Regions from separate parts of the Mus musculus genome. Here all the other regions are linked to region 1. Evidence: chromatin loops called from intact Hi-C (ENCODE). Cell type or tissue: heart. All regions are shown on one strand. Each heading gives the region's core, and the rest is flanking DNA. Links, peaks and the distances in the headings are about the cores only. Region 1 holds the start of Prrc2c (proline-rich coiled-coil 2C). Region 2 holds the start of Fmo1 (flavin containing monooxygenase 1). Region 3 overlaps Fmo2 (flavin containing monooxygenase 2).

What was found. Peaks named below come from ENCODE experiments on the same cell type or tissue, not always from the same donor. Only the 100,000 strongest peaks of a DNase experiment are listed, where the experiment ranks them.
Region 2: a loop joins it to region 1, with 2.3 times the contacts of the local background. A loop is called at or near these places in 2 of 42 quality-filtered maps.
Region 3: a loop joins it to region 1, with 2.0 times the contacts of the local background. A loop is called at or near these places in 2 of 42 quality-filtered maps.

The regions. Positions count from the first base shown.
Region 1 is chr1:162,736,093-162,746,348 of GRCm38, forward strand. Prrc2c (proline-rich coiled-coil 2C) reads right to left here and starts at 4,464. Exons shown (of 35, transcript NM_001081290.1): 1 at 4,233-4,464. In heart, for the core only: a CTCF peak has its summit at 4,598; DNase peaks (open chromatin) are centred at 3,569, 3,839 and 4,469; H3K4me3 peaks cover 2,518 bases; H3K27ac peaks cover 1,863 bases.
Region 2 is chr1:162,861,593-162,871,848 of GRCm38, forward strand. It overlaps Fmo1 (flavin containing monooxygenase 1), which reads right to left and starts at 5,018. Exons shown (of 9, transcript NM_010231.3): 1 at 4,647-5,018. In heart, for the core only: no CTCF peak of the experiment used is centred there; a DNase peak (open chromatin) is centred at 4,859.
Region 3 is chr1:162,875,968-162,886,223 of GRCm38, forward strand. Fmo2 (flavin containing monooxygenase 2) reads right to left here. Exons shown (of 9, transcript NM_018881.4): 6 at 6,023-6,222; 7 at 4,415-4,770; 8 at 2,046-2,118; 9 at 1-1,112. The coding sequence ends at 761. Among named protein-coding and RNA genes, the nearest start is that of Gm32197, 8.4 kb to the left of the region's middle. In heart, for the core only: a CTCF peak has its summit at 4,183 (motif pointing right); DNase peaks (open chromatin) are centred at 3,834, 4,224 and 6,914.

The sequences.
Region 1 (10,256 bases), core at 2,550-7,549:
AAACCTCAGCCGAGGATGACTGTTAATGCCTGTAATGTTAGCACCAAGGAGGCTGAGGTAGGAGTTTGAGGCCAAGCTCTGAGCTATGGCGTGAAACTTAGGAACACACACAAACACACACACAGTAAGAAAATTACAATTATTGATATTTGTGTGGATGTGCCTATATTCAGAGACCAGAAACTGTCAGGAGTCTTCTAAGACTCTCTACCTTGTTTTTGAGAGTCTCTCACTGAACTGGGCGTGTACTACTCTTGGTTACAGGCCCGTGTAGCAATGGATGTTCATGAGTGCTGGAGATTTGAACCCAGGTTCTCTTGCTTTCACAGCAAGCACTCTAACCCACTGAATCACTTTTTCTGCCCCACAATTTTTATCTCCTAGCCATAATGTCTTCCTTTATCGTAATTAACCAGACATGATATATTTTTCTGAGTGGATTTTTTTTTCTACACCAACTTTTCTCTAGTTTAATCACATGACTTTAATTTCATCCTCAGGTATTAATCCTAAAATTATAAGGGAGCTTTCTGTGGTGTGAAGGGCAGTATTAGGGACTAAACCTAAGCCTCATGGGTGCCACACAAAAGCTCTCTCCGGTTCTATGGTAACCCCCCACTAACACACACCTTATTAATGCAGTCCAGGGAAGCCTGGAACTCAAGAGAGTTCTGCCTCCTGCTCTTGGTAACTCTAACCATTCTTCTTTAAGACTAAGTATCTTGGTAATAAGAAACAAAGCCACACTCCTCTGAAAATTAAGCCAGCTATGGGGCCACAAGCCTTTATTTAATTCCAGCTCTGGGGAGGCAGAGGTAGTAGGCCAATATGTGAGTTCAAGGGCAGCCTAGTCTACACAATGACTTCTAAGCCAGTTAGAACCAGTCTCAAATAAAACCAGAAAAATGTGATGCAAATCAGCCTCACAATGAGTATTGGCTCACTTAACCTTATTTGAGGATGCAATCTTTGGTATTTCTAACTATTCAATGTAAATAAACTATGACACCCACCATATAAGCTAAGTGAGAGAACCATGGGAAAGGCCCAGGAAAGGAAGACTAACTGGGAAAAATTCCTAGATAGCAGTTTTGTGAGACAGGGCTTCTTTGTGTCTGTAGCCCTGGCCGTCCTTCAACTCATACAGTTCAGCCTGCCTCTGCCTCAGTGTTAGGATTAAAGATAGCTACCATGACATGGCTTCCTGGATAAGTTTTAAAAAATACTAGTAATGCTTTCTCTATATGCTAGTTGGGCCTTCCTTTAATATTCAGCATCCAGTAGTGCCTCTAAGGGTGAATCCAATACACTGGCAGTAATACTTTTAGTATCCTAGGTAATATATGCCAATATCTGCCAATGAAACAAAAGTTGCTTGTTGAACTTCAGTAATAACCTCATTTGACTGGCTCTTCTAGCAAAGACACAGGCTCCTAAACATGACTGTCCTGCTACTAAACTCTAGAATAAAATGGTAAGTGGTACAAAGACAAGTTTATAGTTAGCTCTAAAAGGAAAACACAACACAAGTGACTCTAAAGAATTCTTAAAGCCACAAAGAAACTCTGATTGATACATCTATGGTATCACTGACCTAAAAATGCTGTGACTCAGGAAACTAACATTAACTCAGAATTCTTAGCAACAATTAACACATACTGTGTCACTCCACTCTAAGGCAACAAATAAATCCTGCTTTTCTGAAGTCAAAGTGTTTTGGTCAGAACTTGGGTATTAACTGCAGGCTGCTTTCCTTGTGGGATGCTTTCTGCTGGGCACGGTAGCACTCACCTTTAATCTCAGCACCCAGGAGTCTGAGACAGGAGGATCTCTTGAGTTTGAGGCCAGAGCCTGATATACAGAACTCCAGAACAGCCAGGGCTCTGTAAGAGAGCCTTTGCCTCAAAACAAACATCCCCCAAAACAAGAGGATTCAGTTTCCTAAACATGTATGTAATTGACTTCTTTTGCATTTTATCAATGATGAACTCTTAGAAACACTAGTTTCTTCTTCCAGGACTCTCCTGCTTTCCCTTCATCTTTAGCTGTCCTTTTACTTACTATCAGATATCAGAATGACAGAAATTACATAAAAAGCTACCACCTAGCTAACTAATAACTGGAAGTGGGGGTTTGGGGGTAGCACATAGACTCAAGGAAACAGTATTATATTCAAAGACATTGAAGAAATTCTGCACTTCATTCTGAGCTAGAACTGATGCCAGGGTTATTTACTATACAGAGCACAAAGGAGAAAGTCTTATGAAATAAAGTGCAGTATGTAAATGTAAAGAGGAGTGGAAGAGGAAAAAGAAACTACTTACGGATCCAAAGACTTAGGCTATTCTGAGAACAGATTTTACTGCTTGAACACTAGTTTCTTCTTCCAGGACTCTCCTGCTTTCCCTTCATCTTTAGCTGTCCTTTTACTTACTATGCACTAACCACAGTAACAAGAGCATTACTCAGTCTTAAATTCTACAGCAAGCCTGAGAGGTACTGATATCATCTTTAGTTTATAATGAAGGGATGGGCTCACAATCACTTCTCAAAAACAAAACAAAACTGAACATTCACAAGCTCTCACTACGCAGCCTAGGCTGGCCTCAAGCCCATTTCTGTCTTCCCCTAGTCTTCCTATGACACCAAACAGACACTACGTTTACATCTGGCAGCATTTTAACCTTCACATGTAACAATGTTCAAACACCCAAGCAAGCTAAAGAAAAAGTACCAGTTAAAAATGTGCCTTATTTTAGCAACAATTATAAATGTACAAGACCAAATGAACACTTTGATAGTTCAGAGCATCCCCTCTGGGTTTAGAAAGTATGGCTTTGACTACAGCACCACTACAAATTTGTGACCTTGATCAAATTACTTCGATCTCTCAAATATCTTGTCCTCATCTGTAAACCAAGTATAAGAGCTCCTTCCTCAAAGACTAGGATCAAAAAGGATAATGTATATAAAGGTCTTGAGAGCATACAGTTAGAGGTTAAGTAATGAGAGATCAGCCAGCATTCTATGTTCTTCACACACACCTACAGACACCCCCCCCAAAAAAACCCAAAAGCTTATTATGACAAATTCATCCCAGAAAAATCATATAAAAACTTCTTTTCTATATGCAAACTCAATCTATTTCTAATTTTTGGAGAATCAATGCATTTGGAGCCAGCCAGAAAAGATGCTGCAGTGCATCTGTGACACACACCTAAAAATGGCTCCAGCCAAAGCAGCATCTTAATGACCAACATGGAAGCTTAAATCTACTTTTAAAAAATGCTAGAGGTCAGACGTGGTGGCCGCTTCATACCACCCTCTCTGTAACGTCTATTAGCGGGAATTGACTCCTGAGCACTCGATGAAGCAAGCATCTTCCGATTCTTCTGGTGCATTCCCAAAGAGAAACCCTAACAGGAGGGCCGCCTACTGTACAATTCTAAGTATCCTGCTGGGGTATGAATTTATGAACCGAGGTTGAAGACCAGCCAATGCGGAAATCCGGGTAGTTTTAAGAGTCAGGAATTACTAGGCAAGTTGGATCCCCCCACCCCAAAGATCTTGAACACACTTCAAACAAATATACATCCCCTTTAAAGAGATCAGAGCGGTCCTTATATGCAAAATCAAGCAAGAGTCCTCACTGGCTCCCATGCTATTTTTCTTCGGTCTTAACTAGGGTCTCTACTCTAGCAACCAGTAATACTAAACGCTCTCTCTGAAAATCAGGCAGCAGCCGAGCCGTATTCCCACAAATGCCGGGCTGGAGCGGCCTAGAGGGAGGAAAAGACTACTCAAATCCTCCAAGAAGTTGTTCAGCTTGTCCCCAGCGGAAGTGGGGTTCGTTGGTCCTGGGTCCTGGTAGAGCCTCTACGACCGCCCTGGACTACACACCGCTGGCTGCAAACGCCAGCCATCACCACAGGAGCATCCGCAGGCACTAAGAGCGCTCGGAGCCGCCACGGGCACCGTCCTCCACGCCGTGGAAAAACGGCGCGCGCAGGCCCCGCGCGGGCGGAGGCTCCCTCGGCCATCGCAGGGCCGCCCCGCCGCAGCACACGCCGCGCACATGGGCGACGAGCCCTGCTCCGGATCTCCGCGGACAGCACGACGCCGGGAGCCCAGGGAGAGACGCCGCGGGCCCCCAGGCCTGGCTCCAGCGCCCGTGCCTTCCCTCCCTCCTCCATCGGGCCTCTTCACGGTCCGGACGCCCTCGCTCTCCTTACCCGCCAGGGTTGAGAACCAAGTCTGCGCGCTTCCAAGGGGCTCGCCCCGGACGGATCAGGGTCAGGGGAGGGGAGATTGCCTCGAGAGACCGTCCGCAGGGCCGCTCGGTCCCGAAAGCCCGAGCCACCGCCGTACAAACCGCCAAAGCACTTTCGCTACCTCCTGAGAGGGTGAGAGCGAGCGAGAAAAAGAAGCAAGATGGCGGCTAGCCAGCCCCTACGTGCTACGTCATGACGTTGCGTACGTAAGGCAAATCTCCGCAAGACCGCCCCGGGGGGGGTGGAGGGGTTGAGGCTGCGGGGTCACGTGACAGCCTCCGCCGCTTCTCGACTGCGGCGGAGGGCAACGCTACCTCCTACTGGAAGGAGGGAGTTCGTCAAGCAGAGCCATTTCGGAGACAAAGCTTTTCCACCTGGGAAGATTCCAAAAACCTTGAGCCCTCCGTGAGGAATCACGACTTGGTTTGTCTCCGTGCATTGACAACAACTGATGGAGGAACATAAACGTTTACAACCTGCGCTTTGACCGAATGTTCTTAGGGGGGGGGGGGGGGCAAAGTGAGGGGCCATGGTGTGGTGGCAATTTGAGAAGACCGAAGTTACCTCGGAGTGAAAAAAATAATCCAAGTGTTAGGGACAAAAGCGACTGGCGTGCTTTGCTGAGGCCACCTTCGGCATTTGTAATTTTGGTGTAAAATAAGGCACTGTTTATTTCTGACTCCTCTGGCAATGTTTACCTCTTGGAACAACTACCTAACAGAGAAAACTAACAGTTAAGAGTCACTCATGCAGGCCGGGCCGTGGTGGTGTACGCCTTTAATCCCAGCACTTGGGAGGCAGAGGCAGGTGGATTTCTGAGTTCAAGGCCAGCCTGGTCTACAAAGTGAGTTCCAGGACAGCCATGGCTATACAGAGAAACCCTGTCTCGAAAGCCAAAAAAAAAAAAAAAAAAAAAAAAAGAGTCATTCATGCAGATGTTTACTAGGTAAGTGTATAGTAGAGACAAGGCAGTACCCGAAGTGAGGAAGGAAAATGATAATATTCTACCTGGGGGCTGAGCATGTACCTCAGTGCCGCGTAGTATCTTGTCACATATATGCAAGTCTCTAGGTTTGGTCTTCCTTTCCCCAACGGAAAGAAGGTAATCCACGAGTATGTGATATTTCTCTACTTTATGAGATATCTATAGTGTATAATAAATCCAAAGATTCTTGTCCTGGTCTGAGTAAACTCCTCCGCTTGCAACTGGCATGTATTCATGGGGTGATACCACAACGTTAGAACAACCATAAAATAATAGCGCAGTAACCACAAGTAACTTCTTCCCCAATTGACATTTGTGATCATTTGTTTTAGATTTTGTTTGCTTTGCATTTCTGGGGCTCGAATCTGGGGCTTGCCTTCAACATGTTAGGCAAGTGCTAATCCAACTGAACTATAACCCTTAGCCCCTTCAGAGACCTTCCAAAATGAGACATAATTTGCTGATTGATAGAACAGGACAGAGAGAGGCCTGTCTTTTCACCAAGAAAACACCTTGGTTATTTTCCCACAATCCATTAGAACCAGTCTTCTGTATCCTGGACTTGAAGTATCTTTCTTGAGCAATGCAGGATCCCTCCAACAATCAAATATGCTGACATCTACCTGGTTATGAGACTGACATGTACAAACAGAATATTAATTCATGAGTTTCTAAGAGTTGTGCATTAGGGTTCTCTAGAGTAACAGAATTTATAGAATGAATCTCTATGTATATATAGAAAGAGATTTTGTTAGAATGATTTATGGACTCTGGTATAGCTAATCCAACAATGGCTGCCAATGAACAGAAGGTCCAAGAATTCAATAGGTTTTTCAGTCTACAAGGCTAGATTTCTCAGTTGGTTTTCAGTACATACTGGAATCCCAAAGAAGACTTTAATACCAGTGAAGAAATGGACTCTTGTTAGTGAGGAAAGAGCTAGAAGACAAATAGCAAAAGCTACCTTCTTCAATGTCCTTATATATAGGATAGGCTTCCAGCTGAAGGCATAGCCCAGATTAGAGGTGAGTCTTCCCACCTTAAAAGATCCTGATTAAAGGTATGTTTTCTAATATTTATGTATTTATGTATTTATTTATTTATTATATGTAAGTACACTGTAGCTGTCTTCCCGACACTCCAGAAGAGGGCATCAGATCTCATTACGGATGGTTGTGAGCCACCATGTGGTTGCTGGGATTTGAACTCAGGACAGTCGGCACTCCTAACTTTTTTTTCTAAACTCAAAGATACAGTTTAGAAGTGGATCTTCCACTGGGCAGTGGTGGCACACGCCTTTAATCCCAGCGCTTGGGAGGCAGAGGCAGGAGGATTTCTGAATTCCAGGCTAGCCTGGTCTACAGAGTGAGTTCCAGGACAGTTGGGGCTACACAGAAAAATCCTGTCTCGAAAAAGAAAAAAGAAAGAAGTGGATCTTGCCACTTCAAATTAAGCAAGCAAACAAACAAATCCTCACAGGCAAGCCCCTCCACATTTGTGGGTTTTAGTTAATTCCAGATAGTAGTCAAGTTGATAACCCAGAATAGCCATCACAAACTGTGACTTGTATACATCCATGCTCAAAACTGCAGAGCTGGTGAGAGACACCCCCCCCCCCCACCCCCGACATGGTCTCACTATGTAGCTCTGGCTGTCCTGAAACTCACTAAGTAGACCAGGTAGACCAGGTTGATCTTGATCCAAGATTAAAGGCATGGACCATTGCCCAGGATAAGCCAGTTATCTACCTATTTTTTCCTCCTGAATACTGGGATTCAAGGCACGGGATCCGCTCCTGGCTAGATACAGCATTTACTATAAGAAACCAAAGGGGTCAGAAGATGCTTGGTGAGCAGAGGTTCAGAACAAGTGTTATATACGAGGACATTTCTTGACTTATCTGGTTCCACAAGAGGATGGTTTTGTTTCAAAAGTTGAAATAAATATTGAGTTTCTAGTGGTTGCAGTTTTCTACATTGATTGCCAATATAGCAGGGACATCCTGCTGTGATTTTGATTCAGGCTTCGTTTCTCCTTGACAGCACTTGGATGGCTACCTGCCCTGAAGTGCCCCTGTGTGTTCCTTCCTCTGTTTCCATAGCTACCTCTTAGCAATGTTCTTTCAATAAAAATCAAATCACAGTGGAGTCAGGTCAGTGTGTGCTTTAAAGGCAAGTTTACTTATCTCTACTGGTGCTCACTGTATGCAATCTTAAAGTTTAACTCTCAGAGGGCAGTTTTATTTTCCTCATTACTCATTTCTTTTGGTGGTGAGAGGAGGGAGAATCTAACTGAAATCTCCACGTGTTAGTTTCACGCCCAAAGCCAATTACTAGTTTTGGTGCTGGTGAGATGCTTTGATGAGTAAAGATGCATGCCACCAAGCCTGATAGCCTGAGTTCAATTCCCAGGACTCACGGTGGAGAACAAGTTCCCACAAGTTATCATCTCCTTTCCATGGGTGCAAATGTCAGGAACCTCTACACAAGACATGCAATGTAATAAAACTGTTACTTTTTAAACACTTTTTGCACTGACCCAATGACTTAGTGGGTAAAGCACTTGGTGTGCAAGGGTTAGAACTGGAATTTGGATCCCCACAACCCATATGTGGTGGTTTGAATATGCTTGTCCCATGGAAGTGGCACTATTAGGACGTATGGTTTGTTGGAGGAAATGGGTCACTGTGTAGGGGGGCTTTGAGAGTCTATGTTCAAGCTTCACCAAGTGCAGAGGAGATTCCCCTCATGACTGCCTGTGGAAGAGTGTCTCCTAATTGCCTTCAAATCAAGATGCAGAACTCTGAGCTCCTTCTCCAGCACCGTGTCTGCCTGCATGTTATGATGCTTCCAGCTATGATGATAATGGATTAAACCGCTGAAACTATAAGCCAGCCCCAATTAAATGTTTGCCTTTATAAGACTTGCCTTGGCCATGGTGTCTCTTCACAGCAGTGGAAACCCTAAATAAAACACCATATAACTGTCAAGTAGGCATGGCAGCCACCTGTAATTCCCAATACTCAGATGATATCCACAGGGATCCAAAGCCAAGCTGGCTGACTAGGCTAGCCATATCTGTGTGCTCTGGTTCAACTGGAAAGCTATGAGGACTCTGATGTCAATATCACACCTTCACATCCATGCCACACACTTGTGCACATGTCCATGCATGTGAACATCCATATACACATGCCACATACGCATGTATATGTACACATACCACATAAGTACGTATATACACATAAAAATAAATAAACAACTTTCCTTTGTCTTAAGTTGCTTGGGCAGCTCCAAACACCTCAACAACTGTAGATATATTTGACACAACAAAAAATGTTTCATGGAAAATTAAAAAAAAAAACTTGTGGCTTTTCAAACAATAATTTTAGTCTATCATTAGATTTGCAGTTGGTGGTATGGAATCAGGCAAACTAGTTTTTAACTGAAAACAAATTGACTCCCCAAACAATATAATCTTTTTTTTTAATGATTGTTCAGTGGTATTTACTAATGATTTTTAAAAATAAAATATTTACTTATCTGGGTGTGGTGGCATAAACCTTTAATGGCACTTGATAGAGAGAGGCAGGTGAGGACTCTCTATTGAGTTTGAAGCCAGCTTGAACAACTCCTACAGATCGAGTTCCAGGACAGCCAGGACTACATAGAGAGACCCTGCCTCAAAAACAAAAATAAATAAATTTTACTTAATTAAAATGTTTACTTTATCTTTGTTTGATTCCAGAAAGCTGGAGGCACCAAAAATGTATGAGACATTAGATTACAAATAAAACAATCAGCAAGGCTGAGAGTGGTAATGCACCCCTTTATCAAACACTCTGGAGGCAGGACCAGGTGGATCTCTGTGCGTTCAAACCCAGCCTTAGCATAGCAAGTCCCAGCTAAGGCCATCTAGTGAAATACCAACTCAAACAAACAAGCAAACAAATAAATAATACAACGAGCTGGAAGCCCAGCATGTGGAAACTTGGAAGATGAGACAGGAAGGAGGGCTGAAAGTTGGAGGCCAGCTTGGGCTCTATAGAAAGACTCAGCTTCAACAAACAAAACCAGGATGTCTCATACTTAGTAAGACTGTGAGACATGATGGATTGGATATAATGAAAGCCATAATAATCAAGCACTATGTAAAAATGTAGCCTTACTTTATTAATAACTACAGATGCTCCAAGTCTGTAAACGAAAACAAGAACAATATTGCCATTGCTTCGAGGAACCACCCCTGGGGCTGGAGAGATGGCTCATGGGTTCTTGCTTCACCTCCAATGAACCCAAGTTATGTTTCTAGCATCCATATCAGACAGCTCATACACCTTGGTGTGAACTTTTAGGGATCTTGTGAACCAAGAGTACCCAGAGCACATGTGGCACATTGTTGCATAAATACACTCACACACATACACACTCACACACACACATGCTTACACACTCAATAAGATACAGTGCAAAAAGAAACTGCCTTTTGCCAACTCATATGTTTTATGTGAAATATTACAATATATGTAACATATAAACATTTACATTATATGTAACATACGATAATATTTTTATTTGTCAATCTATTATTAATTAGCTAAAAAACTTTTTATAATTGAATAAAAGATACATTTTGGTTAAATTTTGTCACATCATGTGCTAATGCATTTTGGAGTAATTGTGATTTACACTGTCCACTCTACGTATTTGTAACATTTAAGCTGAGAGAATCTAAGTTCTTAGAGTGGTGTGGTGAGCCAAGTCAAGAGGGTTCAACGCGGTTAGAGAGCAGAGAACATTATCAGGGATGTTACTCAGGGCTGGAGCAGTAAGGGGAGGAGGGAGGAGGAAGGGAGATGGAAGACAGAGAAGACTTGGGTCCCAGTTTTGCCTTAAGCTTTCTTGAATGAGTTCACCTGAGCCAGGAAGTGAGTCACAGCATGAGGCTGGGATCAGAGGGGGAAGATCTCTAAGAAGTGATTCAGGGGCAGCAAATGCAGA
Region 2 (10,256 bases), core at 2,586-7,585, 130 kb after region 1:
AAGAACATATCCTGTGTACAGGCAACAGCTTTTGGGATAACCCCCACTCCAGTTGTTCGGGACCCATGTGAAGACCAAGCTGCCCATCTGTTACACATGTGTGGGGAGGCCTAGGTCCAGCCTGTGTATGTTCTTTGGTTTTTAAATTTTATCTGGGAATTGAATAGCCAAAGGTGGGGTAGAAGCCCCTGACTGAGATTAAATATATTCCATAACACAGAACTGTCTTCTTGAATAGAAAGTTCCCCTCTTCAGGTGTCTTAAAGGTGCTGTAAGATAGGTTACTTTCTATAGCAATTAGCTATACATTGCCAGGGAAGTCTAGAAGATTCCTTTCAGAAGAAGCAAGGGTTAGACCACAATGAACACAATAGAATGGCACACTTACAGTTTCCCTCTTCCTGGATGCCAGAGGAGTACCTTGACCTTATATTTAGAGACAGAGCTGGAGCTTAGGTGCCTGGTCAATATCTGTTTTGGGTCCCTGTTCTACTAGGAATCAGTGTGGTGACATGGAAAAATTGCTCATCTCCTTTGGGTCCCAGTTTCCTCATTGTGACACAGGGTATAATGTTGGTACCTTACCAGTCATTCAGTGAAGAATAACCACTTTTTTTTGGAAACAAAACAAAACAAAACAAAACAAATGACCGTAGGGGAAAAAAAGAGAGCATTGCATATAAACGTTGACATTGAAAGCAGTGAGCTTGCTGGCTCTGGAGAGTGTTAGCAGGTCAGCCAGAAAGCAATGCTTGCTGCTTTTTACTGTCTGGGAAGGTGAGAAACCTTTTCTAATAACTGGATTAAGACAGAGAGGGAGGCAATTCCCCTGTGGCTTTACTGAAACTAGAGAGGAGGGCAGCAGGGTGAGTGTGGCTGTCCCAGAGAAAGCTAGTTAGTAGGGGCTGGCCCTTCCTTAGTGACCCAAAGAATGCTTATTCAGCAGAGAGCAGCTGGTCAGCTTCCTTGCCTAGAGTGTTGTTTCAGGCGCAGGCTTGCTGACAGAAAGAAAGAAGAATGTATCTACTCTATTGTTAATAGAAGTAGAGGGAGAAGCTCAGACAGAGGCTCTGCTGAGAAACAAGTGGAGTCTTCAGACAAGGGATTAAAGTGTTCCAGGTTCACATGGTAAAAGAGCACATCACAGTGACTCTTACCTGGCGAGTTTGATACAGTAATGAGAACACCTGCTTTTCCCTCACAGAGAAAAAGAAAGGATCAGGACTCATGGTGCAATTGCAAAGGTTCACTATAAACATTCACCAATATTTCAAACTCTGAGACTGGCTTTACCTAAGCCCTAGGTGGAGTCTAGATCCCAAAGTTTTGGAGACAGTCTGGGTAGATGAAAAGTTCATGCAGAGAGTGCATCGGATGCCATTAAGAACCCTAGATGTAGATTCTGGAGATCATTCTCCGATTAATTCAGGCATCAAACACCCACCGAGGGACTTTGTTGATAATCCTGGTATGCTGCTTTCTATTGAACCTTTGTTTAGAGCAGTGAGTTGGGTGGGAAAGTCAAACTTGAAAAGGAAGAATTTCAATTATTTTTGTTTACACACCAAGATATTTTATCTCTAAATTGTAGTAAGAGCTGGAAAGGAAAAATGTTTTAGGTTGCTTTAGGTTTTGAGGGGTCACTAGGGCGTTAGCAATCAGAGGAGAAGAGGCAACAGGCCCAGAGCCAGGGAATAGCTCTGGGGTGGCAATGGTTCCTTGAGGCATATGTAGCTGCCCAACTACATGGTGAGCTCAACTCTCTCTTTATTCCTAGGGAAGCTACAGCATGCACGCACCCAAGGGCATACTCCATTTTACTATTGATTAAGTTGGTCGTATCTGTGGGTCTTCTTCCTACATAAGGCCATGCTTTCCCAAAGTAAGATATTTTCTTTGAGTGTGTGTGTGTGTGTGTGTGCAAGTGTGTGTTCCTAGTATGAGGTTTGTGTAATAATAGTGTTGAATAAATATTTGGTAATGGGTTGATTTCTTGTTGGGTAGAATGAAACCATCATCTTGCATGCTTTTCAATAATAATAGAAAACCATAACAGAGCAAATTTGTATTGGAGGTTAATATCCTGAGTCATATACTGATGCCTCATAACTGCCTTTTATCAACTATGCAGTATGTGGAACACCTCCCTCCACCAGTCTGCCACTGTGACCCAGTGTGAGCCAGACTCACTCGGCCACTTCCGGGTAATGCATTTCCTTGGAAGCTGTGTTTCAGTATTGACGGTGTTGCAAGTTAGTGACATGGGTTTGGATTTCAGTGCTGAGTAATTATCAGTAGAGCAGATAATTTATGTCTGTGTCTCCATTTCCCCTTCCCTAATATGAAGCTAGAGGGATACCTGACCTCAGGTATTGTATAAATCACCCTGTTAATGTACAAGCGGCACTGAGAGTAGCTCTCAGGCCCTGAGAGAAAGTAATTTGTGTCAAATATACCTGTTGCCATATGCCTATAATTCTAGCACTGGTGGGTGACTAAGACATTTTTTTAAAAAATGGAAATAGCTTACTAATGTTACTAATTATTGTTGAGTTATTTTACATCTTGATGCAAAATTAGCATTTAAAGTATTACTTTTTAGAACTTTCAAAAAAAAAGACCAATTATTATTTGGAAGTTTTAAAAGAAAAAATATTATTGTTATGAAGAAAGCATTGTCAAAGTTAAGTGAGTATGGAAGATATCAAATCATACATTAAGAAACCGTAGCGAGCTTGCTAAGGCTGGTGTTATAGAGGGAATAGGAATTTAACAAAAATAATAAAACAATTCAACCACACCGATTTCCAAATGAGTTGGGAAATCATGCTTGGTTGCACAAAAATCGCTAATGTTTAACGACAGGGTCAGAAATGACTGTTTTCCTATGGATTTTGTACTGTCTCCTCCACATCAATGACAGAAAACACAAATAATTAAACAAGATCAGATTGAGCATGCTCCTCCATTATTGAGATACTATGTGGGCATGGGGAATCTCATTTCCAAAGACAGAGGGGCCTTGAGTTATTTAAGAGTGCCAGAGAGCACAGTGATATTCAGTGTTTTGAACCATAGTTTATGGTAGCTCAGATATAAGTATTTTTTTTAGTATTTTTTATTGGTTATTTTATTTATTTACATTTTAAATGTTATCCCCCTTCCAAGTTTCCCCTCTGCAAACCCCCTATCCACTCCTCCTCCCTTCTGCTTCTATGAGGGTGCCCCCGCCCCACCAACCCACTCCCACCTCACCACCGTAGCATTAGACAGGGTCTCATACTATATCTCAGACTGGTCTGGACTTACAACGTAACCCAGGCTGGCCTTGAGCTTCTGCCAATCCCCCAAGTCAACCTCCAGAGTGCTGGGATACTGGCATGAGCCTGGAGCATGTCATAGTTTTAGCGTGAGACAGGGCTGTGTTCCATTCAGTGACACCCCCCCCACACACACACCCCGGGTCCTCTCCATGCAGTTTTATGAAGCAGGGGCTCAACAGCTTCTATGATAAAAAGTGGGAAAGTGTTCTATGAGGAACAACACATGAGAAGGTCCTGTCTTAGCTGATCCTAAGATCTGAGAATCTACAGCGCTCAGCCACCCCATAAATCCACACTGAGTGTGATTATGAGTGAAATAAAAACGAATTTTCTTTCAATTTCTTTACAATCTGTACAACCGCCTACAACAGTTAGAACATAAGCACAGATTTGTTTGGGCTTGACTACTTAGCAGGAACTTTGGCCTGGGGGAACTGTGAAGGAATTGCTGACATGCAAATCATCACTTTAAACCTGGGAAGTTTGGGAACCTCTAATCCAAGTCTTACCTTTTGAGTGTGTTTTAAATTGACTTGGAGACCTTACTGTTTTTTGTTTTTTTCAGAAGATTATCCTCTAACTGAGGGTAATTAGCACTGGATCAGTTAACCAGTATGACTCACTTACACGTTCACTAGGAAGGCATCTTTATTCACGCAGGCAGGTACCCCCACATTCTTCTTTAGTGTGTGCCAATATCTCAGAATACTGACAGGCACAGACTGCCCTATCAGAGCATATCCCTAAATGGGTTGTGTCAGTTCAAGCGTTAGCACTTGTAGTATATTCAGATGGATAATTGGGACCTGGGCTGGAATAAGAGTATGTTCTGAGATTTGTAACCTCTTAACAGCAGACATTTACTTCCTCAAGCCTAATCCTAAACCATCTACCACATAACACATGCTGCCTCTTACAAGGTTATAACAAGTTCCCTAAGAGAGTAAAGACTCTAAGAAAACAACTGGGCATTGAGACCCATGTTTTCTATGCTTACATAAAATATATGGAATTAAACTGTAGAAGTGACTCTCAAAGCCTTCATCTGGATACTTGTGGATTGAAGATTAGCAGATAAGATTTATAAATAGTACAAAAATCGAGAAATTTGATTCCCAAGTACAGAATAGAGCAGGAAACACAGAAACAGAAAATTGGTGAAGTGCAAACCTAAGTTAGTCAACTTTTCAGAAAGGCTTGCTTTTTGTTTCAGTTAATGTAACATACTGATACGTGGTAGATATACCTTACAAACCATTAACTCATACCATGCTAGAGGCTGCTGAGGGAAGCACTTAATAACTCATCCAGCAGAGGACTTACCAGTAAATGCAGAAGTTTAGCAATCTGACTTTATGTTCCTGTGACAAGGTCTCAAGTTCTGTTCCTTACGTTGGAGCAAGGGATGGTCGAAAAATTCCCCCAGGGTCACTCGTGGAGGGAGCTGTGTTCTGTTGAGACGACTCCTCTCTGATGTACAATAAGAAAAAACAGGAAAAACTCAGCTCCACCTTCTTCACCCAGAGGAATCGGAGATTTTTATGGGGTTACTGACTCTAAGTAGCTGTAATTGCTCATTCCAGTGGCCCTGACACAATTAGGATCCCAGAGCTAGTAACAATCAAAATTGTTTTGAGCCAGTGTTTGGGAGTTCCCTGCACACAGGATGAGCCTGGTCTAAGAGATAAGAAGCGTTAGGAAAAAAAATTGGAACCGAAGGTTAGCTGTTGTTTGTGTGTTCAATTGATTACTTGCAACAGTGGTATGCTGAGAGACAGACTGCCTGGTGATATGTACTTAAAACTCATCCTTCTGTTTGCAAACTATAAATGAAATTGGGTACTTATAATGGTATCCTTCATTTCATTCTTCCCTGGGCTAAGGATGAAATTAACATCTGCTACATAAATTCACAATCATATTAACAGCTGCTACATCAAACTTGCATTTTAAGACTTTTGGTCCATTTCTCACTTAGAGAAAATTGTTATTTTAAAATGCACACATTACTTACATTTATTAAACACATTTTAAAGCTCCTTTAACTGTAGATGATTGTCCAGGTGCTTGGGAAATGCAAGACAGATGTGTGAGAAGTACATAGCCTTCGAAGTCATGAGTCCTGGCTTCTAATGTGTTCACTAGCTTTTTTTTTTTTTTTTTTTTTTTTTTTTTTTTTTTTATCAAAGTAATCTTTGAAAAATGTTTGATTTTGCTCAGCTCCAGATTCCTCAATTAAAAATATGTAATTCAATGGCTTCCTCAAATAGTTATTGTGGAGTTAGATGAGGTAATCTATGTGAGATGGTCATGCGCATAGGAAACTCTGGTGCATAAGGGTGTTGATAGTGTTATGCATTGCTCAATTATTATTTTATCATTGATCCTCAGTATTGAAGAGATTCCTACAGGCATGAAAAAGAAAACTCCAAGAGACATTGCTCAATTATTTTTTTATCATTGATCCTCGGTATTGAAGAGATTCCTACAGGCATGAAAAAGAAAACTCCAAGAGACACTGGTGGACTGAGGCAGTAAAAGGCTCTTGACAGGCTAAATATTTTCTTAACCATTTCAGCACAGCCTGTAACTTCACTTCTGGAGGATGCTATAGAACATCAAACATTCCGATTGTTTGTTCGGCTCAGCTCTGATCTTGCTGACTCATTAAGCACTTGGCAAGTCGACAACATTGCTGGCTGTGAGTTCTTAGTTCAAGTTACCCTCCTGAAGCTCTGAGGATGGTAGTCATTGAAGGATTTCAAAACTTAAATTTGACCATAAGGTAAGCCTTCAGGACGACTGTTAGCTCAGATGTCCCTTTGAATGTGACCTTCAGTCAGAAGCATCTTAAGAGTTAGGACTAGGTTACTGTCCAAAGTTTAGCATTCAAATTACGTTGGTGTGTACATGGAGAACACTAAAGGAGTCACTTGGCCCCGGTGGTGACAAACTGCACATAAGGGAGATTAGGCTACTGAGTGATCATAAACATGATCATTTTACTATATTCATTTCCATAATTGGCCAGAGACTTTTATTAATTATTAAATGAATGAGGCATCTGACCTTCACTGGTAGTTTCCATTCTGGCTGCTTTTAGGGATCAATATTAGTCACCTATAGTTAAGGATACAGGATGAAGAAAGGCCTCTAGCCTGTTAGTCAAGTGAGCCACATTGGTAGCCAATAAATTTTCTTTAGTGCCTAGGACTGGACTCAGTTGGTTCTTCAACCCATGGGGAACCAGGATACTGGTACAGGTGAGCAAGAAGTTGGCAAAGAGTGACAAACAGACATTGACACAGAGAGAGTGCTGTATCTGAACGTAATGTCTCAAAGTGAGCATCAGACTTATATTACAGAAGAAAACAAAGAAGTTAAGTGACACATCAGCCAAGGTACATTGAAGTTATCTGACATAAAACAGAGAAATGCATACATAAAGACTGGCAGGAACCAGGCAGAGTTTACAACTGAGGTACTATCAGCCCTATCTAAAGTCAGCTATTGATAGGATCCAGGTGAAAGGGCGAATATGCCCAGGTGCAATTCTGGTCTATTGAATAACCCAGCACCAGAGTGTTTCCACTCTTGCTAACCTTTTCATTAATAATACAATACTCTAGTTCCTCCTTAAACCATAACCCTCCTTGTTCCTAGACAACTGTAAATTCCTGAATATGGGAGTGACTCGGCTGTAATTCTAAGTTTACTTTGTTGAACTAGCCCTGAGATTTTTAGTTCTTATCCAGTAAAATACTGCAAGAAAGCATGCAAGACCCTCCACATTTTCGCAGGGACAAATCTGGTTATGGGGCACCAGAGACTCTTCAGGAGACAAGTTTCTGTGGAACAATTTGCCTCAGGACTGCAGCCAAGCTTTTGGACTTGCCACTCAGACTTCACTGGAGTGAGTGTGGACTTTAGGAAATAGTATAGATTTGCACTATATGGCTCCCTAGTGGTTGGTTGGAAACATGGTTAGTCTGCTCAAATAACTGAGAGCCAAAGTAAGCAACATGCCCGTTCTGGGCCAGAATCGCGTAAGTAGACAGAACAAGCTCTTCATTTGCAGTCCAATAACCATCCACTTTCAAGAAGGATGTTCTTCTGTCTTGGATAGGCCAGTAAGAAGTGCTGAGGCATTGCCAAAAGGTCCCCAGTGTCTTAAGAAAAATTCTGTTTTACTTCCAAGTATTGCTATTTGGTGATGAATACATTGTGCCCAGCCAGCACTAAGCAAAGAACTAGAAGGCTGTTAACTGAATCTTTCATTCTATCTCAAAATCATCTCCATTTAAAAATTTACTTTTAGTTTTAATTAGTATGTGTGAATGTGCACATGTGATTGCAGGTGCCTGCAGAACCTGGAAGAGGACATGCAGTCCCCTGAAGCTGGAGTTACAGGAGGTTGTGTGTTATCTTATGTGGGTGTTGGGAACTGGATTCAGGTCTGCTGTAAGATCAGTACTTGCTTTCGACTGCTGAGCCATTTCTCCAGTCCCATCGTCTTAAATCTCCTTTTCTTCTCCCACTTTGATTCGTTCTTAAAGCCATATAATTTTAGAGCTGAAAAGCTACATGGGGTTAGTTTTAGCCCCACTTATAAATTATACCCTTTTCCTTTCATGCCATGCCAAAAAACAAAAACAAAAAACAAAAACCAAAAAACCCAGCAACAAAACCAACAAACCAAACCAACCAACCAACCAACCAAACAAACAAACAAACAAAAAAACAACCCCCAAAGTTTAAAATATATGCAGATCTCCCCTCCTCAACTCCCCTACATAAAGTACTTTTCTTGGCTGTGTTTCATTAAGAAAGCAAACATCTTTAATAGGAGCCAGTTCTCCCAGGCACATTCTCTTACACGTTGATGTTATTCATTTTATCTGTGAGAACATGTCTGTTGAAAGAAGGCACTGGAGGAAGATAGAGGGGGAGCCCCAAGGCTACTCCATGCCAGTTTAAATGTGTCTCTGCTAGAGTTAAAGAAATTTATGAGCTGCCCAGTGTGTGTTCTGGGATTTGAACTCAGGTCATCTGATAGAGCATTAAGTCCTCTTAGAGAACGAACAATATCCCCACCCCGGATATACACTGTTTGTTTCTTTTTGTTTGTTTCTGAAGTAAAAAAGAAGGCTGGATATATAGCTCAGCATTCAAGAGCTTGCCTTATAACCCATTAAACTTAAAATGTTGTCATTTGAGTTTTCTTTGGATGTGTAGGTATCACCACGTGTAGTATAGTGCCTGACACATAGAAGTGTTTACTGAATGTCAAATGGATGAATGGATTGCTCTTGCTTGTGGGGGTTGTGTAGGCTTTTCTATGATGTCATGAAGATGTCAGGAGTTTAAGTTGGTCTCTCTGTGAGAAATAGACCCCTTTAAGAAACCTTTCTAAGTTTAGACAACCAGAGAACTTATTTGAAACACATGTAACTGAATAGCAGCTGGTATACTCCTGTTTCTGACATATGTCCCTGACTTGACACTGTCCCCATGACTTTATTTATTTACTGCTCTGTGGTATTTTTATTAATAACAGCTCCCTGATCTCTAACTGTGCTGCTGCTGCCTGCTCCACATCAGCCTGTATTTGGAGCTCAGCTTCTCTGGTGTTTGAAAACTCCACTTTCATTAACTGCATATGTTCATCATTTTCGTGAATACTCTAAAGGTGAGGTGTCACTGACCCTACAACAGCCTTCTCCCATCCTACCAACTTTACGGTTTTCTTATTTCGATTCCTTTCTTCTTAAAAAAAAAACAAACTTGCCTTCTCAAAGTCTTGCTTTTATTTTCTCTAGCACTTGTGAAGCTATCTCATAACAACGCAGTTCCCATTCTTATTTAGATACTCTAACAGTTAATTTAATGTAATATTTATTGCTATGTACATCAACACAGTTTTATTCTATGATGTCAGACACAAACATTTAAAATGCTTTCTTTGACAACCTGCACTTCATAGTAATGCTAGAATAATTCTCATCTTTGATGAATAGAGATGGAATATGCCAATTGATGTGATATGTCATTTTTGGATTCTAGGCAATTAATAGAAAATACAAACATATCATGGCTACATTATCCTGTGTACCTTCACACAGGGAAGGCTTGAAAGTGGGCCGCCCTGGCTCTGACAGCCAAGGATCTCACTTACAAGTCATAAGACTTGGGCTCTCTGATTTACGTTGATGCCAATCTTGAGACAGGGCTGCTATCACTAAGTACAAGGAAGTAAAATCGAATTGTTCATGACATACAATGGCTCTGAGTAGTTTATGCAGGTCGCAAAGGTTGCTGAGCCTTAAAATAGCTCAGGAAGAGCTATATCTACGAGGAACTGATGCCTTTATACAATCATCCACTGTCTACCGGCCAGTTGCTTAAAGTATAGAGCTATTTGGTGGCAAACCTCCTCATGACATGCGAGCAGAATCCTGCCCCAGAATCCGTAGTGTTTACAGTCAAGAGACTAAGTACAGTCACATGCTACAAGCCTCAGAACACTTGTCACCCACATGGTAGAATGGTCAGTCCTTATGATGGTTTGTTAAGATTCACAGGGCAGAAACTCAGGCTTCTCTGGGCCTCTCTGACAGCGACAGCCCGGTGGCCCCGAGTTCTCTTCCTTCCACTGTACATCAGTGTGTGCTGTTTACAGCCGATCTTTCTTCCGTCTCTCCATCACAGAGGCTGGGGCGTGCACTGTGGGCGGATGATGACTTTTGCAGCTTTCCCAGGCTCCCCGCTTATTCACCGACACAGGTATCTTCCTTAATAACACCTTGCATGCTCCATCTCACTTTGGCGTCTGACCTGGATCAGGTGGAGTCCAATGCTGAGAGGCTTTGCCTTAGCTGCTTTGATCTGCTCCTAGGTCACAGGGCAGGATGGCCAAGTCGGTTTTGCTTGGTG
Region 3 (10,256 bases), core at 2,085-7,084, 140 kb after region 1:
ATAAGTTTCTGAGTTTAACAAATTGGGCTTCAATTGAAGCCTCATCTCAAGACCAGCTGTTTAGGATATGCTCTATAATGTCCCCTCCTCAGTGCCATCTGTAGAATGGGTGATATATATAGCTCTACCCATCACACAGTTGCTGTGAGAATTAAATCCAATAAAATACATAATGTACACACAGCACAATGTCTAGTCTATGAGAAACAGTATCTATCTATATGTTGTAGCTAGGGAATATTGTTTTCATTTTTGCATCAGAAGTGGGAACTGTGACCAGAGTATGCATAGGAACAGCACTGAGCATCATAGTGTACAAGATGTGAAATGTCTACTACAATTTCAGTTCTTCAGTGTCTTGCCTTTTTTTTTTCTTTGAACTCACAGAGATCCATCTGCCTTCCAAGTGCTAAGATTAAAGCCATGTTCTAACATGCTCAACTATGACTTACTTTTTATTCTACATAATTTTATTGATTTTTTTTTTAATCTTGTAACTCAAAACCTGCCATGGCTGATAGTACTATCTACCTGTGCTGGTGTTATTATAGAATACCATGTGGAGACTGATGAATTTGGGGAAACAATGATAAGAACATCCTGTAACCTTAACTTAGTTTTATATCTAGACCTAAGTTTTCTGATCTCCCTACAATTAGTCCCCCTACTTATTCCCCTAAAGTAAAATTATAATGAGGATGGAATTTCTCCAGTTTCCCTTTCAAAGAGGCAGTGATGGAGAAAACTGTCATGTGACTGATTAAAACCCCTGAAGTTGGAAAAAGAAGGCCAGAACAACAGCGAGCAGCCCCAGGATCTTGAGCAGGAAAGACACTGGGGCACTATCAGAGGACTGGAGAGTCCGGGTCTTTAAGGGTTTCAGGATCCTCTGCTTCTGGGTGAGGATGGCGTTCCTGGCTCCTTCCCACTGCCCAGGTCCAACCAGGCGGTACTGGTAGGAATTACAGGGTCCGAAGTAGAGTTTCACAGCCAGTTTAGGGTCTTTGAAAAAGAGAGAGACGAAATCTGGCTTTGCACCTATCTCCAAGGCGAGTTCATCCAGGTAGTCAACGTAGTTGGTCTGCAGTATCTGACTCTGGCTTTTCCCAAACCTTAATGAAGCAAATAAAAAGAGCTCATTCATAAAATCCTCTAAGCTGTGTCTTAATATGAGGCACTTAGTAGCGGTTTAAATAATAAAAGAATGAATGAATGAAGAGGTGAGTTTTGAATGAATCTCTGGGAGGTTCCATCAGGAGGTTTGTATCTCAGATTAATGAGTAGCCTACAAAATTATTAGACAAATTTATGGAGACTCTAGAAATGCCATGATATTGAAATGGTGACCGTTATTTGTTACTTATTAAGCTGCTGTAAGTGTCCAAGTAAGAATGTATGGCTCAGGATTGATGCAAATGCTCATGAGATGGTAGAGAGTTAGTGTCTTCTAGCAAAGGGATGCATAATATTCCCTTGTTCCACTACTAAAGTACCCTATAGTATGGCTGACATCTAGTAGATGCTCAGTGTATGTTGGATGAATTAGAATGTGAACTTGAGATAACACCTTATGCCTGTAAGGCAAGTTAGCTTTCCGAGAGCACCTGATTACAGCCAAGCTCTGTCCCAACTCAACAAAACTGACAAACCCAAGTAAGTTTTGAGAGTGCCTCAGGCTACCATTACTACCAGTGCCACCACTGCCCTATGACATTCCCTGAGTGTGGGTGGCCTTAAAAGATATAGAATTTCACATGGGCATCAAAGAAAACAGAAATGAGCCCAGGGAAAGGTGTTCTGACTTGGCACTATTTTGTTTTCTTGAGTAATGGGTTCTTACACTAGGATGTCTAAGAGCCAAATGAAACAGCATCAGTTTACAAAGTTCCAGTCTCATCTATAGGGCCTTTGACTTGTAGGTTTGGCCTGGGCTGTGCTCTAGGACTGCACCTTTAACAGCTAGCTGACTCTCACAGGCAGTCAGGTCCTGGTGTTCTGTGAAACACTACTCCGTGTAGACCATGTGCTAGAAGGAAAGTGCTTACAGGTTAACTCTTTTTTCATTTCTTTCAACAATGTCTGCCATCATAGTCGTCTCCGAAGGCAAGCTACACAAGCCTAGAAAACAAAAACAAAATTAGGTTTGAATAGTGAGTTTGGTTTCATGCCATTGACTTGTGTAGTAGTTGTTTTCTAAAATTAAGTTTGGGCCATTTAGTTGTCACACCAGGCAGGACCTCAGGGCTCCTGGATGGCAGGAGTGAGACCTCCATAGTTGAGCATGGCAAATAGCATAGACTATGAACTGGAGCAGCCATTTCTGGAAATGGAAGGGGCTGGAGAAGGGAAGTGTGCTGGTGGGGTGGGCTCTATTCTACTATTCTAGTAGTGACAGGACACTCTAGAAGAGTTTCCTGGATGATGTAACAAGCTTAGATTTGCCCTTTGGAAAGATCCATCTGGCTCTTTGATTTAAAAAAAAGAGGGCTCATGGGAGGTGAGCTTACTATTAGGGAAACTAGGTAAAAGGCTGTTGAAGGAAATCTGGTGAGAGGGGAGAGTGTCCTCCTACTGCTAAGGGCAGTTTGGCTAGATAAAATAGTGTGGTGATCTCTCTCTCTCTCTCTCTCTCTCTGTCTCTCTGTCTCTCTGTCTCTCTGTCTCTCTGTCTCTCTGTCTCTCTGTCTCTCTGTCTCTCTGTCTCTCTCTCTCTCCCTCCCTCCCCCCATCTCCCACACTCAAGTGTCCTGCAGGCTTCAGATGGGAAAGATGTCCATATTCTTGCATGTGGGCAGACATCTAGGATCTCAGACATTAGTAGTCCAAAGCTGAGGCTGCCATTGAGACCCTCCTGCCTCTATTCTCAGCCACAGCCAGTCTCCAGTACTGGGTCCACGATTCTTCTCCTTTCCTATGTTGAATCACAAAGCACGCTCTTCTGCCCCTATCCTTGACACCTCTAACACATTTGTTCTTGTTTCCACTTTGTCTCTCAGCTCTGGTCCGGGCTGCATTGTACTTTAGCACAGGTGAGTGCTGGTGCTTTCTCAGTGGTCTTTGAGTTCTATCCCTGATTATTAAATCTGTGTTCCCAACTACTGATGGGATTACCTTAAATGCAAAGGAGACAAATCTTATTCTTTCAGTATAATCCGCTCCCTGGTGTCTCTGACTTAAGAGCTTTCTAAGATGCAGAGTCCAGGTTTTCAGGCCACACTTAATCTGGACGGCTCCCTAAAGGGTCAGAGTCCTTAGGCGCACATGATTTGGGACGAACCTATTTATATTTTTCTTCTCTTTCTCTTTCCTCCATCCCTCCCTTTGCACCCCCTTTCTTCTTTACTTTCAAGAAAGTCTTCCTAGAAGCCTTAGCTGTACTGAACTTGCTATGGAGCCCAGGCTGCCCTTGAACTCTTATCCATCCTCCTGCCTCTAGACTGCTGAGATTACAGGCCTGGAACCACTTGAGAGGTAGAAGCACGTGATCTGGAATTCAAGGCCAGGCTATATAGCAAATTTGAGGACAGCCTTGGCTATAATAGATTCCTTCTCACTCCCCTTCTGCAAAACAGAAACAAAACTAAAACCAAAACAAACAAACAGAAACTATGTACACACACACACACACATACACACACACACACACACACACACACACACACACAAACCAAACCTCCTCACAGGTGTCTATACATTTAGGTTTTAGAATCCCAAATCTTTAACAAAGCTTTTGTGTCCACTGGTTCTTCTCTAAGATTAATCTCTCTTCCCCTCCCACCTCCAGCAATGGGAGGCTCCCAGTTCTCTGCAGGCATCCTGTCTCTGTTGTCTTTTGTTCAGGAAATCCCTTTTCTGGATCTGCGAAACTCAGACACCAGGAAGTGTTCCCGGACCATGCACGTTCCGACAGGACCAAGCTCCTGTTTCCACAGTATGCATTCGGCCAGCAAAGCACTTGTCATGTTATTAAAATGACTTGTTTAAATTTCTTTCTGGCTCACTAGATCTCAGCACAGGCTAGGTGTCAAATGAGACTTTTCTTGAACAGAATTGAACCCCCCAAAAACAGGAGAAAAATTAGCCTTTCGAGGAAGATGACGTGCTGCACGGGCAAACCTTTGAAAACATTTAAAACCTTGTCCCAGTGAGATGGCTCAGTGGGTAGAGCCATGCTAGAGTGCAGGCAAACTGAGATTTACCTCCGTGCCCCACAAGGTGGCAGCAGAGAGACAACACCCTCATAGGGTAGCTGTCCTTTGGTCTCCCCATGTACTCCTGTTTTTGACACATACACACACACACACACACACACACACACACACACACACACACACACACACACACACACACGAATAAAGTTTTTAAAATTAAAAAAGAAATGTAAAACTTCCGCTGAGTTGAGCATCTCACTCACCTTTGAAAACTCTTGTCGCCCAGCGCGCCTGAAGCTCTACGGTTGGGAAGATGGAGCCTAGAGGCTGGATGAGACCTATGCACGCAAGGGTTGGCTTCTCCAGGTGAGGGGGAAACATGGCTTTGTACAGGGAAACCCTATTATCCTCCACTTTAACAAGTGAGTCTTCCAGGAAAGAAAAAGAGAACGTATACCCCGTGGCAAAGACAATGATATCCACGTCTTCCTCCACCGTGCCATCCTCGAAGACCACAGCTGTCTCCGTGAGCTCCTTCACCCGTGTTTTTACTTTGATGGCTCCGTACAGCAGGCGGCTGGGGAGGTCGTCGTTTAGCACAGGTTCTTTCATAAGGTATCTGAGGCACACAGGAAAGAATGCATTTAGAGGGGTCACTGACAGTTTTAGGGGTAGTGCTGAAAATTCAGGGTTTTATTTTAAATAGCCAGGAAACTCTAACTCAACTAATTTGCCTGCCCCAAACTGTGTTATTGAACTCATTCGAATCTTGACAATCTCAAGTAGATGATAACAGCAAAAATCAACCTAAAGGTGGAAGTCATTCCAGGGGCTTAGATATGATCCCACCCAGCACCTACTGTTAATCTTTGAATTTGCCGGTAATTACTGCCCTTCGGTGCCTCTCTCTCTTTTTATGCTATGTAGTTTTCATTATTTGTAGCTTCATTTAATCTCTACCTGATAGTAAATAAGGGAAAATAGACTACATTAGCAATGAGACCTACTGTGGGGTCAGTGTGAAAATCAATGGATAAAATGAAAGTTGCTGATATTTACTGATCTCAGTATCCATAGGAGCCCTGTTTGTGGTGGGTGGTGGAGCAAAGTCTGATTGTATTTCTGGAATTCTTGGTTTATAAGTTATTTTATTCTCTCTCTCTCTCTCTCTCTCTCTCTCTCTCTCTCTCTCTCTCTCTCTTTCTCTCTCTTCCAAACAAGGCAATACATAACATGGATACTGGATTCATCCACCATTCAGCCTAATGGGGGCATCTATTACAAGACTCTCAATGTCTTCCTATCCTCAGGAGTAGGAGACTGCTAACATTTGAAAAAGGTAAACAAACATCAGCAATGTTTACTTTGATATTAGTAAATATTTGTCTTCTGGCTACATGTTCCTTTGGAAACAGCCTTCAGGGTACATGGGCGTGGCAAGGGTTGACCTATCAGATGGAGAGCTGTCTTTTCCCATCACCTTGCTCTGAGAGGATCACCAACTCTTGAGGAGCCTTGGACAGTCTGAGTGTTAGAAAGCTCTTCCAATCAACCCCAACCCTGAGTTATGGAGCGGTGTCTAAGCCTCTATCCCAACTTCTTAACTCTCTCTCTCTCTCTCTCTCTCTCTCTCTCTGTCTGTCTCTCTCTCTGTCTCTCCCTCTGTGTGTGTATATGTATGTGTGAGTGTTTTGTGTGTTTGTTTTTGACACACAGTAGAAATTTGGAATTAGAACTCCAGGATCGATACAATTATACATACTGTTGGCTTACAGCTCAAACTATCATAGCAAATAGGACCTTTGCAAAGAAAGACCACATCAGGCAACCCTGGCTGTGATGAGTATACCACAAAAACAGAATAACAGTACTTGTTCTGAGGCACCAGACCATAATTTTCATGGTTGAACCATCGATTCATCTGTTGTTCCATCATCCACTTGACGACCGTGCGGGGCAGGACATTTCGGAGCATGGAGCTAAATCTAGTGTGGAACACCATGTCCCAAGGGTAGCCATCTTCAGAGATTCGACTCATGACCCAGGATCCATGTCTGGTGCTGACAAACACCTGGTGAAAAGAAATTTCAACAGCAGGTGAAATTTGACCAGTTGCTATGAAAGGTGTTTGGTGGTGCAGTTGGCTGAATTCTATTTACTGTGTTAATTTGTGTGTAGTGTATGTGTGAAGATGTGTGTGTGTATGTGCACGTGTGTGTGTGTGTGTGTGTGTGTGTGTGTGTGTGTGTAAAAGGACGTCAGAGGTCAACCTTGAGTATCATTTTCATTGTTATCCATCTTGGGTTTTCTTTAGTTTGCCTTGAGAGGATTCTCATTAGGCTAGGCTGGTTGTCCAGTGTCCAGGAAACTGCCTCCATTTGCCTCCCCAGCACAGGAAGCAAGCACCACCAATACTAGTTTATGTGTCTCCCTCCCTCCTCCCCTCCCTCCCTCCTTTCTTTCCTTCTTCCCTCCTTTCCTTCCTCTTAACTCTTTTTCATTGTTTAATAGTCTCATACATTTATATAATAATAACTTTTAGTCATTTCCTTCTCCCATTTTCTTCTCTGGTTCTGGGGGTTAAGCCCAGGTCCCCTGCTTGTGAAGAAACCACTGTATCTACTGAGCTACTGCACCAGCCCCCAGGTTCCATTTTAAAAGTATTTAACGTCAAAGTGAGGTCCTCCTAGTTCTTTCTCTTCTCTTCAGCAGCTGCTATTTGGTAACATGTGCTGATAGAGGAGTGGCCCAAAGCCCGGATAATGTTCTGGAGGCATGACAAAAATCCTTGCACTAATTCTCTTGGTCAGTCTACTTCTCCTGTGTTTACAGTGTGGTCTGTTGTTCCTTCTTTCTTCTCACCGAGTCTACCCAAGAAGATCTGTGGTGAATAATCACAGGTCTTGCAAGCGTGTGCCTACTTTGTAATGGCTGTAGTCAGGCATGCCTGGATCCCACTATTCTGGATGGGGAATAACAAGAGCAATTGCCTCTTTCACGAGCTAAAAAGAACATTATGCATTTTAAAAGTCAAAACCATTGCCTGTGGTTCTATTCCTCTCCAAGTACCCATCATTTTCCTTTAAATCATTTTTATGTTTTGAGATTATATCATTCCCCACTTCCATTTCCTCTCTCCAGTTCCCCCTGAGTACTCTCTGATTCCTCTCTCTTTCAAATTCATGGCTTCTTCCTCATTAATTGTCATTATTGTGTATATTTTTGCATTGAACATTAAATTTTCTCTTGTTTTCAAAATGTACATTTAAAAGTCTTGTCAAAGATTTTTATTTTTGGTTTATTGTTACCCTCCTATGGTCCAAATACATCATTTTAACTTCCCAATTTTTTTGTTTCATTTTTATTAGTTCTGTTAAGATTGTCTTCAATAAGTAAATAAGACTCATTTGCAAGACATCCAATTTTCTTAAGAGGTTTAGGCCATGGACTCTGGGTCCAGACTTCCTAGGTTTGAATCTCAGCCTTACTCCCTATTAGCTGACTTGCCTCGTATGAGTTATTTGGATTGCTCTATGCCCTAGTTTTTTTTTTTTTCCCAGAATGGAGGCAGTTTAGCATCTTTCTTATGACTTTATTGTGCAGGCTAAAAGAAGTTATAGATTGATGTGAAGTACAAGCACACACAAACTCTCATTGTTTTGTAGGTTGGCCTTGGAGCAGGGATTACAGATTTTTCTTTTTTGAGAAAGGACCTCAATCCCACCTACACTTGCGGAGAATCACCTCCTAGAGCATTGCTTTGCTCCTGGTCTGTGTGCGGACATTTGCTTTTGACTTCAATCTGTTCCTGTTGTTGCTCTGATGCAGACTTGACAACATTGAACTAGGTCTTGGACATGCTATTTAAATACTCCATCATTGTCTCTTTCTACTATTTCCTGTTTCTCCTTCTGTAGGGTCAACATGGCATGTTCTATTTTATTTATTCTCCTTCTATAGTGACCGGCTTTGATGCAGAGACGTCTAACCCCTAGGTGACGACTGGAATCCACATGAAGGTCAAGGTTCATTCAGGCTGCCATCTCTCAGTTGCATACTTTCAGCCCCAGATGTGAAGACCTGAGAGCTTACTATTCTATTTTAATTATAGATTTATATAATTAATAACTGCTGAAGAGGGGTTCTATGTAAAAGTTTAATGAATTATAAGGCACAGGTATATAGCAAAAATAGCTTCATGGCATCAAAAAATCAAACATAAAAGTGGTTTTAAAATTTCATATTTGAATCTCTGGGATATCTGCCCAAAGTCCAAATTAGTGACGTGTAAATCACTGAGTACACGGAATGAGTGCCTCTGGATGACTCTTTACTTGGCTAACAGCAAACACTGCTCAGTTCCTTTATTCCTGTCCTATTCCATTCTCTTCCTCCCAACCTTTAGAGCTGTTTCTAGCGTGGAGGAGCTGGGGGCTGATGGTTCCCACCCCTTTCTGCTGTGCTTCACATTTTGCTTGTTACTTCTTTTCTTTTTCTCTTCTTTTCTTTTTTACAGACAGGGTTTTTCTGTGTAGCCCTGACTGTCCTGGAACTCACTCTGTAGACCAGGCTGGCCTTGAACTCAGAAATCCACCTGCCTCTGCCTACCAGATGCTAGGATTAAAGGCGTGCGCCACCACTGCCTGGCTGGTTATTTTTTTTTTTTTTACTTGTTCTGTATGGCAAGGGCTGAAGGCATTGAAAAGCTAAAGGTGACAGTGATATATCATTTATCTAAAAATTTATCTATCTCTCATCTATCTATCTATCTATCATCTATCTATCTATCTATCTATCTATCTATCTATCTATCTATCTATCATCTATTTATCAATCTAGCATCTACTTATCTATCAATCATCTATCACCTATCTATCTACCATCTATCACCTATCATTTATCTCTATCTATCTATCTATCTATCTATCTATCTATCTATCTGAGACAAAGTATCTCATTGGATTAGAGCTTGTCAAGTAGACAGAGTCCTGGCTAACAATCCTGAGGTATCTATATGTGTCTACCTCCCCAACACTGTGTGCTATCACACATGGTTTTAAAAAAAATTAAGTTCTAGGGATTAAACTCAGGTCCTCATGATTGTGAAACGAACACCTTTGTGACTGAGCTATCTCTTGGTCCTTGCACTACATTTCTAAAAGTCAGTATTTAAAAATATTAATGGATGAGGCCATGCATGTAAATGTATGCCTTCAATTCTAGCACTCAGAGGCAGGCACATCTCTGAGTTTGAGGCCAGCCTGGTCTATAGAGCAAGGTCCAGAACAGCCAGTGCTGCACAGAGAAAAACCTTCTATCAACTACAGGCCACTTTTTCACTAGGTCTCTTGGGTAAAACTAGCCTTCTACAGGAAGACCATCAGGGTCAACTAGCCTGGACCATTGGGGGCTCTCAGAGACTGAGCCACCATCCAAAGAGCATACAAAGGCTGGATCTAGGCCTTTCCACACATATGTAGCAGATGTGAATCTCTGTCTTCATGTGGGTCCCCCAAAAACTGGAGCAGGGGCTGTCCCAAAAGCTGTTACCTGTCTGTGAATTCTGTTCCCCTAACTAGGCTGTCTTGGGGGCCTCAGTGAGAGAAGATGTGCCTAGCCCCATGGACACTTGATTGCCAAGGTGAGGGGATGGCCAGGGGGGGGGAACTCTACCCTTTTAGATGAGAAAGGGAAGAGGGGGAGGAATGTGTGAGATGGGGAGGGGGAGAGGGCAGCAATTGGGGTGTAGAGTGAATAACTAAATAACGGAGAAAAGAAACACACACACACACACACACAGAGGGGGAGAGGGAGAGGGAGAGGGGGAGGGAGAGGGAGAGGGAGAGGGGGAGAGGGGGAGAGGGAGAGAGAGAGAGAGAGAGATAGAGAGAGAGAGAGAAAGAGAGAGAGAGAGAGAACTAGCCTTCTGTACCAGGAACATCTAGTCGAAACTTTGCATTAAAAAAATGGAGGCACCACAGCTCAGAGAAATGGAACAGCAAGTTCTAGGATACATGGCTGGTTAGTTGCAGAGCTGGGAGTTAGACTCTCTATTCTTGCCTTCCAGATTCCCTATGCTATTACAGCTGGCAGCCACCTACATAG